Regions from separate parts of the Mus musculus genome. Here region 2 is linked to region 1. A link is a loop called in an ENCODE intact Hi-C map of the cell type or tissue named here. Cell type or tissue: gastrocnemius. All regions are shown on one strand.

Region 1 (8,000 bases):
AGCTGAGGTGTCCTCAGAGTAGGAAAATCCTGTCTTGTGGCCTCCAGCATGGAGCCTGTATAAGCCAAGAGCCTTGAGATCCCCCTTGCTTTCCCTCTCCTGGGGTCATCCCCACGGCCTTGCACGTGCTAAACAAACACTAACCACTGAGCTACAGATATGCTCTCTCTTTATTTGTCATTTCTTTCATTTATTATTTGCTTCTTCATGACAGGTCTCATGTAGTCCAGGCTGGCCTTTGACTTGTTATGTAGCTGAGGGTAGCTTTAAATTCCTGTACCTTCTCTCTCCACTCACCAAGTGTTAGAGTTACAGGTGTACACCAGCACACCCGGCTGTACTTTCTGTTTGGGTTAGAGCCTCTCTAAGTTGCCCCAGTGGGACTGGAACTCACTCTGTGTCCCAAGTGGGACTTGTCCCTTCAACCTCCTGAACTGCCCACTCTGCTTCCCACATGCCCCCATCCTCTCTCAATTCTTTTTATTTTTCATTTATTTACTTTATTTTATTGAGTGTTCAGTGGAAGAAGGGTAAATAGGTTGGGCCATAGTGGAGTATTAGCTGTGAGTCAAGAGGACTTGGCTCCTATGCTGGGATGGTGAGGTTTCTTTTCTTATATACGTGATTCCTGTCTTGGAAGGAAGGGCAGTCAGTGCACATGGCTGGTGTATAGTCCTAGGACTTATCAAGGAGAACCCTTCTTCTGGTTCTCACTTTGAATCTGGCCGCCCTCCTGACTCCCCAGGCAGTCTGAGAGCCCCAGCTTCTAATGTTCACATCTCTCAGCCACAGCCTCCAGCACCTTCCTTTGTTCCAGATAATAGAGCCCGGCATGGTGGCTCAAACCCTTAATCCCAGCACTTGAGACCAGTGTGGTTTTCTCCACTTGGTGAGATGGAGGCCAGCCTGGTCTTCTTAACAAGACAGCCAGGATTACATAATAAAGATATCAAAACACAAATATAGATAGCTAGATTGATAACTAGATAGATGATATATATGTATGTTGTTAGATAAAAAACAAATGGAAGGAAAGAAGAGAGGGAAGAAGGAGGAGAAGGAGGGAGGGAAGGCTCTTAATTCATTTTTTAATGATTTTTAAAAAATATTTATTTATTATTTATATGTAAGTACACTGTAAGCCCCTCTTAATTCATTTTTTAAAAACTGCTCTTTTGGGCCTGGAGAGATGACTCAGCAGTTAGGAGCACTGACTGCTCTTCCAGAGGTCATGAGTTCAAATCCCAGCAACCACATGGTGGCTCACAACCATCCTAATGAGATCTGACACCCTCTTCTGGAGTGTCTGAGGACAGCTACAGTGTATTTAGATACAATAATAAAAGAAATCTTAAAAAAAAAAAACCTGCTCTTTTTTGCCTGATATAATACTGACTAATATACTTAATAAATTTGTTTTTCAGAATCCAAATGAAAGCTGAAAAGCCACCCGGTGTGATGGCACACACCTATAATCATCCACACTTGACAGTTAGATGAGAAAGATCTCAAGTTCACAAGGCCAATCTGGGCTACAAAGCAAGACCCTATCTCCCAAAACAAGGAAGGGGCTAGAGAGATGCCTCGGCATTAACAGCACTTGGTCCTCAACCTGGGACCCAGAATCCAGTGCCCAGCACCCAGGTCAGGTGCTCACAGCCACCTGTAACTCCAGCTCCAGGAGATCTGATGCCCTCTTCCAGCCTCCATGGGCACACACACACAAGTAGCATATGCCCCTACCAACACATACATAAAAGCCAACCTGTAAAGTGTGTGTGTGTGTGTGTGTGTGTGTGTGTGTGCCTGTGTGCCTGTGTGCCTATGTGCATGCCAAAATGCACACAGATGGAGGTCAGAAAATAACCTATGGCATCAATTCTTTCCCTCCACTGTGTGTTCTAAGGATGAAAGTCAGGCCATCATGTTAGAGGCAAGTGGCTTTGCTGCTGACACGTCACACCAACCCATACAGCTTTATAAGTTTGAATGGGTGGAGCTAACTGGGTAGTGGTGGCGCAAGTCTTTAATCCCAGCACTCAGGAGGCAAAGGCAGGCAGATTTCTGAGTCCAAAGGCCAGCCTGGTCTACAGAGTGAGTTTTAGGACAGCCAGAATGACACAGAAAAACCCTGTCTCAAAAAAAAGGGGAGGGGGGAGTGGGGATGTTGGAGAGATGGCTTACCAGTTAAGAGCACTGGCTGCTCTTCCAGAGAACCTGGGTTCAATTCCCAGCACCCACATGACAACTCTTACAACTGTCTGTAACTCCAATTCCAGGGCTTATGACACTCTTACACAGATATACATGCAGGCAAAACACCAATGGATATAGAATAAAAATAAATTATTTTTTTAAGTGGGGGATTATCAGGTTCAATGGCACATGAGTTTTGTCCTAGCACTACAGAGGTTGACGTAGGTGAATCTCTGAGCTTGAAACCAGCCTGACACACATAGTTAATTCCAAGTCAATCAGAGCTATGCAGTGAGACCCTGACTCCAAAGTAAATACATAAATAAGGAAGTGGAGGATGTCTTAGTTAGGGTTCCCATTGCTGAGAAGAGACACCATGACCAAGGCAACCCTTTTTTAAAAAAATATTATTTATTTATTTATTTATTTATTATGTATTTATTATTTATACGAGTATACTGTAGCTGTTTTCAGACACCCCAGAAGAGGGCATCAGATCCCATTACAGATGGTTGTGAGCCACCATGTGGTTGCTGGGAATTGAAGTCAGGACCTTTCAGAAGAGCAGTCAGTGTTCTTAACCACTGAGCCATCTCTCCAGCCCTGAAGGCAACTCTTAAAGGGACAACATTTAACTGGGGCTGGCTTACAGGTTCAGAGGTTCAGTCTATTATTATCACAGTAGGGAGCATGGCTGTGTCTCGGCAGATGCGGTGCTGGAGAAGGAGCTGAGAGTTCTGCATCTTGACCGAAGGCAACCAGGAGAGACTGGCACCCTTAGGCAGCTAAAAGGAAGCTCTCTCCCACAATGGGTGGAGCCCGAGCATAGGAGGATACCTCCAAAGCCCACCCCCCACAGTGACGCACTTCCTCCAACAAGGCCACGCCTCCTAACGGTACCATTCCCTATAGGCCAAAGACTTTCAAACCACCACAGGGGATAAGGAAATTGACTGAGTAGGTAAGAATGCTTACTGAGAAAGCACTAGGATCTGAATCCAGATTCCCAGGATCCACCTAAAAGACAAAGAACGTCAATGCTGGCTTGGGTGTAGGGTAATAAAGACAGGCAACAGTAGCTTGCTGGATACCAGCCGAGCACATCAACACTCTGGGTCCAATGACCCTGTGTCAAAGAAATAAGGCACAGACTGAGAGCAGAGGACACTTAGTGCCTTCCTTTGGATTCCAATGATCGTGCACATGTGTCCAGGCACCTGCACATATGTCACACATACATCATACATACATAAACATAAACATAAACCAACAAGAAAATCAGGAAGGAAGTTTCTGCTACACTCAAATTTTAATTAGGAGTAAAAGCACCTATATTAAGCAATCATTATGTGCTAAGCACGACTTTAGGCCTGGGAATTTAACATGGACCTACTTGGTGTGGGTCCCTTGCAGCCCACAGTCTAGTGGGGGAGGGGTGGATAGACAAGAAGACACACACAGTAAAACGTGTGTCCGGTTGGGCCTAGTAAGAAACAATGCTGGTCTCCGGGATGTGTTTGTTCTCCAGGAGCGTGCTGCTGGGAAGCAAGCTTCCCTGTGCATTAAGCTGTTCCTAAGAGGCTGTTTCTCTTTCCATTTCTTTGCCCTGTTGTGATACCGCCAAGGGGATCTGCAACAGAGGCCAAACACATAGCACGCCCGAATGTTGGCCTTTTAGCCTTTAGGAATATAGGCAAAGTAAACCTTTTTTCTTTATCAAGTACCCAGTCTTCAGCTTTGTGTTATAGCCACAGGAGACTGGCTGACATAGAGGGTACAGACCATGTGCTTTTTGTGTGTCTATACGGCATGTACCAATAGCTAAATGGATCTAAGTACACGCGGGGCACAGGGGCCACCTGCTCTGCTAAACAGAAGAAGGTAATATAATGCATTATTAAGAAACACCAAGGGGGTACACAGAGAAGGCCGGTCTCAAAACAAAACAAACAAACAAACAAAACAAAACAAAATCAAACAAGCAAAAGAGAAAGAAAGAAAAAGAGCCAGGCATGGTGGCACACGCCTTTAATCCCAGCACTTGGGAGGCAGAAGCAGGCAGATTTCTGAGTTCGAGGCCAGCCTGGTCTACAAAGTGAGTTCCCGGACAGCCAGGGCAACACAGAGAAACCCTGTCTCGGATAAAAAAAAAAAAAAAAAAGAAAAGAAAAGAAAAGAAAAAAGAAAAAGAACCTGATGGGATATCAGAGCGCCACCACCAGGGCAAAGTTCTCCTAGTCAACTGGTAACACAAAAGGATCCCTAGATGCCCACAGGCAAGGCAGGTGGGAGGGCGCCTAGAGCAGGGTGCCGCTAACTGTGTGAAGTTCAGGAGGACCTCGGCAGGAGCCTCCAGCAGCGCACGGGCAGCGCACGGGCAGCTTGAGGCAGCTGGGTGGGAAGAAGGCTTCTTTAGTCTCCCGACCGCACCCCCATGCCACGGCCCTCCACCTCAGCATATGTCCCCTCGGAGTTGGGACAGGACCTAAAAACAATCACTAGGCTAGCTTCACAGAGACATCTAGAGACACTCTAGCCAGCTAAGCGTGTGGCGTCAGGGACATGGCCAAGACAGCTGCCCCTTCTTCATCTCAGTGTATCCCTGTCCTGCCACCTAAAGAAACCAGAGGGCCAGAATCCTTACTGCTTGACCGGCCACCTTCGTTACTGCCAGTGTCCCTGTAGCACCCTCTACTGGCCAGGTTGGCCAAGTTTCTACTCTACAAAGAATAATACAGAGAGGGGGCGGGGTGTCTTTTAATAGGTGTGGACTCAACCAATCATCGATTGAAAATACCAAGAGGCGATGGACAGTATTGGCTCGTGCTTTCAATCCCAGCACTCGGGAGGCATAGGCAGCGAGTGAGGCCAACCTGATCTATAGAATGAGATCTGGAACAGCCGGCCAGGACTACACTGAGTAAACAAAGGGGGGGGGGGAGGGAGAGGGAGAAAGAAGGGGAGGAAGGGAGGGAGAGAGAATTCAGAGAAGCAAGGATTCTGAGCCATGATAGCAGAATGGATCAGTAATTCCAGCACACAGAAGTTAGGAAGGTAATGAAATAAGGAATAAGACCTCTCAAAGGAGGAAGAGGCCTGGGGAGATGGGTCAGCCAGCAAAGTGCTTGCTGAATAAGGGTTAGACCCTCAACACCGGCATAAAAAAGCTAGGGAAGAGAAGAAGATAAACTGGGGCTTGCTGGCCAGCCAACCTAGCCTACTTGTTTAATAGCAGTCCAGCGAGGAACTCTTGCTAAAAAAGGAAAAGAAGAGAAGAGAAGAGAAGAGAAGAGAAGAGAAGAGAAGAGAAGAGAAGAGAAGAGAAGGACAGAAACCAAGGTTTCATGAACACACACACTAAATAAATAAATGAATATCTAGGGCCAACAAGATGGCTCAACAGGTAAAAGTAATAAATTACCATACAAGCCTGATGGAACCAAGAAGTATCACATTGAAAACCCACACATTGGGCTGGTGAGATGGCTCAGTGGGTAAGGGCACCCGACTGCTCTTCTGAAGGTCAGGAGTTCAAATCCCAGCAACCACATGGTGGCTCACAACCATCCGTAACGAGATCTGACTCCCTCTTCTGGAGTGTCTGAGGACAGCTACAGTGTACTTACATATAATAAAATAAATAAATAAATCTTAAAAAAAAAAATCACCCATTTCTACATTAAAAAAAAAAAAAAAAAGAAAACCCACACATTTGCCCTCCACAGGGATAACCTGTTGCACTCTGATGACACCCATTTTTCCTCTTGGAAGTCCAGGGCCCTGGCATCTGGGAAGTAGTTCTGCAGTCCTGTGACCTCAACTCAACCAATGTGAAGGAGTTCTGTAGAGTCATGTGACCTCAGGGCACTCAATCACACACATCACAACAGATCAGGTTGTGTGTGTGTGTGGGGGGGGGGTGTCTCTGCAGTGATGCTGAACCTCTGTAATCCCAGAGATTAAGAGGGTGAAGCAGGAGGATCAGGCGTTCTATGATACCCAAGGAAAAACCCTGTCTCAAACAAACTCTAAGCAGGGCATGGTGGGAGTGCCTGAATTACCCGGCAAGCATTTGGAAATTGGAGGCAGGAATACTAGGAGTTCAAGGTCCTCCTCAGCTACATGGTGGATTTGAGGCTAGTCTAGGCTATATGAGATCCTAACTCAGAATGCCAGTGTGTGTGTGTGTGTGTGTGTGTGTCTGTCTGTCTGTCTGTCTGTCTATGTATGTACCTGTGTGTCTGTGTGGTGTGGATCTGTGTTTGTGTGTATGTAGGAGCTGTAAGGATGGCTTGCTGTTTACACTGACATTTCAACACAGACAGCACTGTATCGGGTTATCTTGAGGAGTCTGCATAATCATAGGCATAAAATGCTTATAGAGGCTGAAGATTTGGCTGAAGTGGATAGAGTGCTTGCTTAGCATGCAGGAAGCCCTAGGTTTGAGGGGGTGAAGTGGCTCATGCCTGCAATTCCAGCACTCTAGAAGTGGAGGTCCAAGGATCGAGAGTTTAAGGTCACCCTTGAGTGCATAGAGAGTTCAAGGCCAGCCTGTATAAAAGTGGGGGGGGGGGCAGGGGAGCCTGTTAGTGTCATAGGCCGTTAATCCTAACCTTCAGACAAAGGCAGGAGGATCTCTGTGAGTTCCAGGCCAGCTTGAGAGTTCCAGCCTGTGAGACCCTGTCTCAAAAAAAAGAAAAAGAAAAAGAAAAAAGAAAAAAAAAAAGCCTAAGGGGGCGGGTAATAAAAAGAAAACGGCTTCTGGAACATTTCATGGAGCATAGTGACTCTCATTATTTATTACGGGGTGTGGCACAAGTCATCCAAACCCATCATCTTTCTTCTGGCACCCCCCCAAAACTCCTACATGTGTCCCCTAAGATTCCAAGAAAGGCCTCCTCCGTGCCCCAATTTCTTTAAAAACATCTCCCTCCTTGCTGTGTGCCTTCGCCATCGCTAGAATTCGGGGTGAGTCAGGGCAACTTCCTCTCCTCCCACCATCCTCTAGGTTCTGAGGATTTTCCAGTCAGGATTCCAAGCTCCTGGGTTTCTCTTTGCGACCAAGTCTTCTGTCCGTCATCCTCTGGCCCCACCCACCAGGTATCTCTCCACCCCGCCTCCTCCCCTCCTCACCCTGCCCTGCAATTACATCAGCAGAATAGTCTCGGGCAGTTCCCTGGGGAACTCTTAGACTAAGAACACCTGGGCGACGTCCCAGAGCCGTGACTGGTGCAGCCGCCTTCCTCCATCGCCAAGTCCAAACTCTCCAGAAACCCGGAATGGGCTGGAGGCATGCCTGGAGCACGGACTGGGGGACCGGACCCCAGAACTACTGACTCTGGAGCTCATCAGAGAGTATGCATGTGGGACAAGATCCCAGGCGACCCAGGCAGTGAGAATCGCTGCACCGCGGAGAGGGAATGGTTAAAACTCACGTTACTGTTCAGGAAGGATGAACCTGGGCCATTTGCTGGAAAAATGGATGCGACTGGAAAGTCTCCTGTCAAACGAAATACACCAGACTCACAAAGGCAAATATCACGATTTTCCTCTCCTGTGCAGGATCTACATTTAGCAGTGTACGTAGGAAAGCCATAAAAGCATAATTATTTGGAATAGAAAAGAGAAAAGTGGGGAGTCCTGAAGGGAGGGGAGCAAAGAAAGTCATAAACACCTGTGACTGTAGCTCCAAGAGAGTAACGCCCTCTCTGGCTGCTCTGAACACCTACATACATGTTCAAAGACAACCACACAGACACACGCATACACATAGCTAAAAATAAAAAGTAAGAGGATGGAGAGAT
Region 2 (8,000 bases), 53 kb before region 1:
TGGAGATGTTATTTATCATTGCTGCCATTTCAGCACAGGGCCCTTAGGACATTGAATGGGTTTAACTGCCCACATCACCATCAGCCTGTGACTGAGTTTCTTGATTTAAATCTGATCGCTGTTGAGCATACCTGGGACTTCCTGTGTCTCTGTCCAACTTGCTTTGTCCCTGCTGTGCAACCTCAAGTGAGTCACTAGACCTCTCTGTGTCTCTGTTTCTTCTTTGACAAGATGGGTGTAACAACAGGGTGGGTATGGAGATGGGCTAGCTTACCCCACTATGGACTAGGGCGTGAGCTCCACTTCCTGGTGTCTGTCTGAGGCCATCTTGTTTTCTGCGTCTGAAGGACAGGCGGTGTGGAAGTCTGAGGGCCTGGCCTGGGAGTGTGGGGATAGCATGTGGATAGAATGGTAGCACACACACACATAGGGTGTTGTGGGGCAAGCTTGTGCACAATCTCTTGGCAGATAGAGGCAGCAAAGCTACCTGGGGCTGCATAGCAAGTTCAAAAAACAGCCTGGGCTAAGGCTTTGTCTGGAAACAAAACACAAAATCCCACAAACAACAACAACAAAAAGAAGTCAGTAGTAGCTGGCCCAGGGCTGTTGTCCGAGAGATGGGGATTGGAGAATTCAGGCAGGCCCCATATCTGCTTATTAACTGCCCATCCTCTTTCTGTTCCTGTTTGTTAGTGAGATGAGTTTAAGAGCGCCAACACCTCCTGGCAAACAGAGTCACCAAAGCTCCCCGCTGCTGATGGTCTCCACTTAGGGAGAAGTAGACCGGGGCGGGAAATGGGGCCACAGACAGGAAGTGGCCTTGGGTATCTGGCCGTACAGGTTCCTCATGCCCCAAAGTTCTGCCTTCACTGTGCCCATACTCTCTCAGGGAGGAAGTAGGGAAGGACACAGTAATTGGGGGGGGGGGAAACAGCCAGGGGCTACGGCCTCCAGGACACCCCCCTCCCCCATCTATGCTTCTAGTCTCACTTTGATTAACACGTTTCGCTCTCCAGGACCAAAAAAGAAGAAAGAAAAAAATTATCGGAGTGCCTCCTGTGAATCCCGGGAGAGAGCCTGAGGCTGGACCCCTGCCCATTCTGAGCCCCACATGGGGGTGAGGAGGGGGAAGGGGTGGCGTTGGCTTTAACTGGCCTCAGTTTTGCCAGCCAAAACTCCTTAAGGAGGAGGATACACATCATTAGAGAGCTTGACATTAGCCCCAGGGGTCAGGCGAGGTCCTCAGCTGGCCCTGGGGAAACTGGGGCAGAAGAATGAGAAGTTGAGGGGGTGGGGACTGGACCTTTTCTGAGGGAGGAGGCTGGCGGCTGGACCACTGAGTCTGAGGGAGGAGGGCTGGGGAGGCTGGAACACTAGGTCAGAAGGAGGAGGACCTTGAGAACTGGGCTGCTGGTCTGAGAGAGGAGGGCCCCCCCACCCCCGGGGCTCAGATCCTTCCCCTAACACGCCCTCTCTTAAAAGCCCGATGACTTGCCCCGCCCCTCCACCTCCAGTTAACCTGGATCCTAGGAACCACGACCCAGTCGCCCAAACCTTAGGGATGGAGAAGACACAGGACAGAGACACGCTCAGTGGCAGGATGGAAGCCGAGGGGTCCCTGAACTCGGAGGAACTGCCGCCGCATCCCCAGTCCCCGCCACCACCGCCGTCCCCAAGGTCTCCCACGTCCCCGGTGACCCCGGAGCTCCCGCAGCCCAATGCACCGACTGAGGTTGAAGCCAGGCAGCTGCTAGTAGAAGAATGGGGACCCCTGAGCGGGAAGCTGGAGCTGCCCCCGAGAATCAGCTGGCAGCTGCTGTTCCTGGAGCGGCCGCTCTACCGCAACCTGCTCAGCTCACCCAACCCAGAAGGTGGGGACGCAGCCTGGGGACCCCTGGCGCGCTGCTCAGACCCTCGGTCTCTTATTCATCTTTCTCTGTGGCTCCTGTCTATTTCTTTCTCTCAGCAGGCATCTCTGCCTCGTCAGTGCACTTCTGTATCTCCCTATCTCTGTCCTACTCTCTGCATCTTGTCTCTGTGTGTCTTTCTGTCTCCGTTTCTCTCCCTCCCCTCTACCCGTGTTTCGGTCCCTTTCTCTGGATTCTTCCAGAGCTCCAGAGACTCACCATAACCGCCCACCAACCTCCTTAATCCCTGCCAGGCTGGTCTAGCCCGGCTCGGGTTCCTGCCCTTCCAGTCTAGCTCCAGGGGTAGGAAGACTTGAGGAGGTGGGCACTGGCCTGAGGCGCCATTCCCTTGTGTGATTCAGGCATTAATATCTACCAGCCGGCGCCCCCCACGGGTCCCACCCGAAAACCCCTGAAGGAGCTGGGTAAGCACTGGGGATTCTGCCTGGGAGGATGGTACCCCTCAAGGAACATCCCACCAACCCTTCCATCCTCCTCACTGGCCAGGTAATTTCCGTGGATGGTACATTACCACTCAGAACCTCCAGGGGCCTCTCAGGTGAGTTGCCACAGGGTCTGGGGGTGGGAGTGGGGGCAGGAGGAATTACTCTCCTCTCCTCAAACTTTCTTTGCTGAGGCGCCTGCAGAGGGGGCCTCCCTTTCTGGCTCCGTGACAGGGTTAGTCATAACTGATTGCCTATGAAACATGCGGCACAGGCGCCCAAGATGTCTGGTCAGCGCACAGTAGGTGTTTGGTAAATCTCACCCTCTTTCCCTGGGAGAGACCTCCAGGTCCAGTTGAGCTCCTGAACCGTAGATGGGAGGGTGTGTGTAATTCAGGGGCTCGGGGTCAAATCTCATCTTTCCTAAATCTGTTCTTGTTTTTGAATGAACTGATTAAAGTATCCCTTAAACTAGATAAATCGCTACTTTTTTTGTTTTGGTTTTTTTTTTTTTTTTTTTTTTACTGAGCCACGCCCCCAGCCCCTCCCCGGAGGATTCTGGATAAGTGCTCTCCTGATGAGCCATGCTCCTAGTCTGTTTTCGTTTTTGTTTTTGTTTTTCTGAGGTAGGGTCTCGCTAAGTTGCCCAAGTAGGCCTTGAACTTCCAATCCTCTAACTCATAGAGTAGCTAAGATTCCAGGCCTGGATCCAGTCATCACCTTAAGTGTCAGCTCTCTCCTGGAACTGAGGGTTTGTGTGTATTGTTCTCCAGGGTCTCCTGGGAACCAGGACTGCCAGGTCCTACTGCAGGGGGGTAGGGGCTGAGGGGGAGGGTCTCCTGCCGTACCTAGAACCCTGTCACCATGCTTCCTGTTCCCTGGGAGACCTCAGGGTTGTGGGACTGCCAGGCCCATCTCCTCTCTTGTTTGTCTGCAGCTGGACTGTGAAGGAGCAGTGCGTGAACCTGCTGGCCAAGAAGCTGTGGGAGGAGCTGCTGGATGACGAACAGCCTGACATCACCATCATGGACTGGTGAGCCCCGCCCTCCCTGACTACCTGCTCACGTCATCCGAGGCTCTCCAGAGCTCAGACTTCCTTGCTCCCGAGGGCCTGAGCCCCTCCCTCACCAATACCCCTTGACTCTGTGGTCTCACCCAAGCCTTCTCTCCTCCGGCCCCAACCTTTGTATCTTTCAGGTGTCAGCTGGGTGGGTTCCCTCTGGGCCAGGCTGTTCCTTTATTCCCCGAAGCCTATGCCCCTGATTTTTAGACTCATTTTTCTCCTATTAAAAAGACAGGTTTTTTTTTTTTTTTTTCCACACAGCTCCAACGGGAAACCTACTCCAGTCATATGGAGGGGCCATATATGAATTTGCTCCAATGCCCTGTGTTCCCCACCGGACCCCTAAACTCTACCAGCACCCTCTTTCAGTTCTTACCCTCTGCCTGTACCCCATCTCACCTCAACTTGTGCCTGTGCCCCTCCATCTACAGATGTAGCCGTCACTATTGATGACATGTCAACTCCCCCCAGCCCCCGACCGCCCCTGGACAATGGGCCTCAGAGAACAGAGCATGGGGTTGTCTTGGTCTCCGCCAGCCCAGGGCTCGGAGGCTAGATCTGGAGATTGTCGTAGCTGGGTCTAGGACCAGGCTGGGGGATGAGATGATGTTGTGGCCGCATGGCAGTCAAAATCTGAACCTCCTCCAGGTTCGAGGACAGCCGCCTAGACCAGTGTGTTTATGAGCTGCATGTCTGGCTGTTAGCAGCTGACCGCCGCACGGTCATTGCCCAGCACCACGTGGCCCCTCGGACCAATGGGAGAGGACCCCCTGGCCGCTGGATTCAGGTGAGATAAATGCGCTGCCAGGTCCCGCCCGCCTGCACAGGTGTTCTTCCCCCCCCCCCCCCCCCCCGACCTTGGGCAGAGGGAGGAAGGGACGCCAGCAGGCTGTGGGACCCTGGTGAGACTTTCTTCCTAACTCTGGGCTGCCACAGGTGTCCCACGTCTTCCGCCAGTACGGCCCCGGAGTGCGCTTTGTCTACTTCCAGCACAAGGCTAAGAACCGCATGGAGCCTGGGGGACTGCGGAGGACAAGGGTGACCGACTCTTCTGTGTCTGTGCAGCTCCGGGAGTGACCTCTGACCAGGCTCTCCCCAAGGCTAACGCGATCGATCCTTTGAAAGTCCCTGATGTTTGTCACCTCCGAGCCCTTGGCATTTCTATGATGCTCCCTGGCTTCTGCCTTTTGTGTGTGTGCTTAGCAACAGTCTGACCCCTCCTCACCCCCAACCAATCCTCCTTCTCACCTCCTTGATGCCTCCTTACCTTCGTCTGACCCCTCTTTTCCTCCCTGAGCCCCCCTCACCCCTCTGACTTTTCTTCACTTCTTAGAGCCCTTCTTCCCCCCCCCCCCCCATCCCTGCTCATCCTCGGACCTTTCCTCCCGCCACCCCCGTTTCCTTCACCCCTGGCCCCACCTTGCTCCCTTCTCTGCCCCCAGCTCCTTCCTATTTCTCCCTGCCCAGGCCTCTCAGATCCTGCTTGGTCCCTGGCTCTCCTTTGACATCTCTACGCCTCTATGAATGTGTGTCTCTGGGCAGGGCCACCCCTTGTAGACCAACTGATCGTCTCCGTGCTGGTGAATAAACTTTCAGAGAGTGGCTCTAAGAAACATGTGCTCAGAGGCTGGTTGTCTGCCTGCTCTATCTATGTTCATTAGAAGCCCCCTCAGTCCACATCTCACCCACTCAGCCAATCCTTGAACTCCGGGTACTTCTGTGACCTCTGGATCTTTTTCATTGACTGTGACCTCTGACCTCCTACCTCTTACCTCTTTTGTGCAGTGCAGGGAATTGAACTCAGGTTCTTTTGTGTATACTGGACAAGTTGTCTACCACTGAACTATATCCCCAGAGTTCTTTTTATTTATTGAAATTCTGTGACAAGGTCTAAGTGGCCCAGCCTGGCTTTTAATTTTCAATCTTCTGCCTCAGCCTTTTGAGGAGCTGAGGTTATATGTCTGCACCACTGGGCCTAGCCTGACCTCAGTTTTTCCTTCTACCTTGTGGGTCCTGGAGATCTACCTGAGGTTGTCAGGATTGGTTGCAAGTCCCTTTATGGGCTAATCCATCTCATAGGCCCCTGACAGTTGACCTGTTTATATCCCCCAGTGTGTGCCCTGAAGTATTCTCACATACCTGCTCTTCCTCATCCCTTAACTCTCAGAATCTCCCCAAATCCCAGTCCTGTCTCCAGTCTACCCTGGATTACATTCCTACAGAGCTCTACCCATCTCTCTGCCTAGGACATCCCAGACTCACTCGAACCAGACAGCCATTAAAAGCTCCCACGCCTGGGACAAAGGTGAAGCCGAGATCACAACCTGAACAGAAACATAAGTTTGAACTAAAGTGTCTTCCATATGTCAGGGAAGGGACATTAAATGTAATTAACAACCCAGTGTCAAGTCTTTAAGTCCCTCTACTAAGGAGGCTGAGTTAAAGGGATCTCAAGTTAAAAGATAACCCGGGCAACTTAGTTAAACCCTGTTCCAAAATAAAAAAGTAAAGAGAGGGATGTAGGTGTGGCTCAGTGGGAGAGCCCCTGCCTAGAATCCCCCAGTGAGGGATTGGGGGCGTGGCTCAGTGGTAGAGCCCCTGCCTAGAATCCCCCAGTGAGGGATTGGGGGCGTGGCTCAGTGGTAGAGTCCCTGCCTAGAATCCCCCAGTGAGGGGCTGGGGGCGTGGCTCAATGGTAGAGCCGCTGCCTCTTACCACATCATCCAATACACTGTGGTTCTACCCTGGCACAAGGTCCTAGAATGACCCTGACGTTATAGGCATTAATGTCGAGAAGTAATCAAGAAGTGTTTAAATATTTAGACAGCAGCCAGCAGTGCTCGCTCCTGCTCCCTGGATGTCTTTGTTCATCCCAACCCAAATTACAATCAAAGGCTGCGTCCCCAGTATGGTCTGACTCAGATCTGATCACTCTGCTGTCTCCTATTCTACCCACCCGTGGATGCTGGGTCTCAAACACACACAGATGTCACACAGGGTTGTAACTTTGAAAGGGCTGTATTACAGGGAAGCTATGAGAGCAGGTCGTGGGGTCATCTTGCCTCCTGGCTCTTGGAGCTACAGCAATTCCCAAGGCCAGGCTGGGTAGACAGAGCCTCAAGGCATCAATAGCACCTGTAACAGAAACATGAATTCCCAACAGGGGGTGTCCGGACAGAGATTGTCCCGTGTGGGAAGGTCTGAGGAGGGGTTCAAGGCTCCAGGTTGAGGAGCTTGGGGTCAGGCATTTTTTTTTTGAGGGATTCCGCTGAGCTGACTTGGGGTGTTGTTACAGTGAAACAGAGGATACCCGAGGTCTGTGGGTCTTGGGACGATTGCTGGACCTGGGGACCACTAGGAATGAGCCTGGGAGGTCTACAAATGGTTTCAGGATTTGGGGCTAATCTAAACAAAGTGGGTGGGGGTGGAGGGTTAGACCAGACTGACTCTTCAAGATTTGGGCCTGGGGTCTCGAGGCCTGAGAGGTTTTTAAGTCTCAGAGTTGGATCTAGGGGCTTTCGAATGTAATGAGGCAGGGCTGGCTTAGGGGTCTAAGGACCCCAGAGGAGCCAGTGACCCCCTCATTCTTAGGCCAGGAAACCTCATGCAAGTGCAGAATTAGGGCGGCGCTGAGTGGAAGGGTTTCTAGAATGGAGGCACAAGTTGGTTGGCATTGTTGACTTCCTGGTATGGGGAGCCTAGAGTTTGTCTAAGAGCCTAGGGGTGGTGGTGAGGGCCATAAGATAGAAGATGACAGGATTAGTCTAGGGGGTGCACTCAGAGATGGGACCTCCAGGAACAGTTTCTAAGGAGAAATCTACTTTTCTTAGTATGAATCTGGGGGTCTCTGGATTCTGTGGGAGCGAGCCTTGGGTTTGGGTGGTGGGATTGGGTAGGTACTCACTTGCAGTAGAGGGCAGAGATGGAGTCGGACCAGTCTCCAAAGATGCCTTTGCGGTACTCTTCCAGGCGAGGGTAAGAACCCGCGGTGAACTTGCGGGTCTTGCCATGCTTACCGGGGAGAGACCACACAGTGATCTCACAGCGCTGGCCCACTACCAGAGACGATGCAGTGTTAGACCAGCCCGAGGGCAGATAGGGCAGGTCAGTACCTGGCTCCACAGACAACACGGGCCCCTGGCAGCAGTTGTCATAGTATGGATCACTCTTCTCATAGAGTCTGGCGCACGTACGCGTCCCATCTGACTTCTTCAGGTCTGCGGGCACCGGGCAATTGCCATGGGCACCAGGGACAGCCACCAGGGCTAAAGCCAGCAGCAGTGGGCACAGCAGGGACATGGTGACAATGAACCATGAGAGGTCTGAGGTGCACTTATGACCCATGGGAAGAGAGAATATATGAGATAAAGACAAGGGAGGAATGAGGACACACCCCCTGTCCTTGGCGCTCACTGGAATGAGGACACGCCCCCTGTCCTTGGCACCAGAGACCTACCTGAGCAGTGTGGAAAACATCACACCACTGAATAGTAAATACAAGATGGGGATAAAACCCTAACGCCTTGGACTGGTTAAAGACAGTCTAGGGGTTGGAGATAAGGCTCAGAGTGTTTGCCTAGCACTCGT

What was found. A loop is a pair of places that touch in the nucleus more often than their neighbours do. Peaks named below come from ENCODE experiments on the same cell type or tissue, not always from the same donor. Only the 100,000 strongest peaks of a DNase experiment are listed, where the experiment ranks them.
Region 2: it touches region 1 in a loop (4-fold over the local background); 3 of 42 quality-filtered maps call a loop at or near these places.

Annotation. Positions count from the first base shown.
Region 1 is chr7:28,487,556-28,495,555 of GRCm38, reverse strand. No RefSeq gene overlaps it. Among named protein-coding and RNA genes, the nearest start is that of Ifnl2, 19 kb to the left of the region's middle. In gastrocnemius, a CTCF peak has its summit at 4,889 (motif pointing left); DNase peaks (open chromatin) are centred at 4,587, 4,892 and 7,374; H3K4me3 peaks cover 697 bases.
Region 2 is chr7:28,540,622-28,548,621 of GRCm38, reverse strand. It overlaps Sycn (syncollin), which reads right to left and starts at 7,737. Exons shown (of 2, transcript NM_026716.3): 1 at 7,318-7,737; 2 at 6,412-6,548. The coding sequence starts at 7,712. The coding sequence ends at 6,539. It overlaps Nccrp1 (non-specific cytotoxic cell receptor protein 1 homolog (zebrafish)), which reads left to right and starts at 1,543. Exons shown (of 6, transcript NM_001081115.2): 1 at 1,543-1,871; 2 at 2,270-2,332; 3 at 2,415-2,466; 4 at 3,288-3,383; 5 at 4,062-4,200; 6 at 4,350-5,026. The coding sequence starts at 1,562. The coding sequence ends at 4,490. Gm38977 (a long non-coding RNA gene) reads right to left here and starts at 602. Exons shown (of 3, transcript XR_881919.2): 1 at 275-602. In gastrocnemius, no CTCF peak of the experiment used is centred here; no DNase peak of the experiment used is centred here; H3K4me3 peaks cover 412 bases.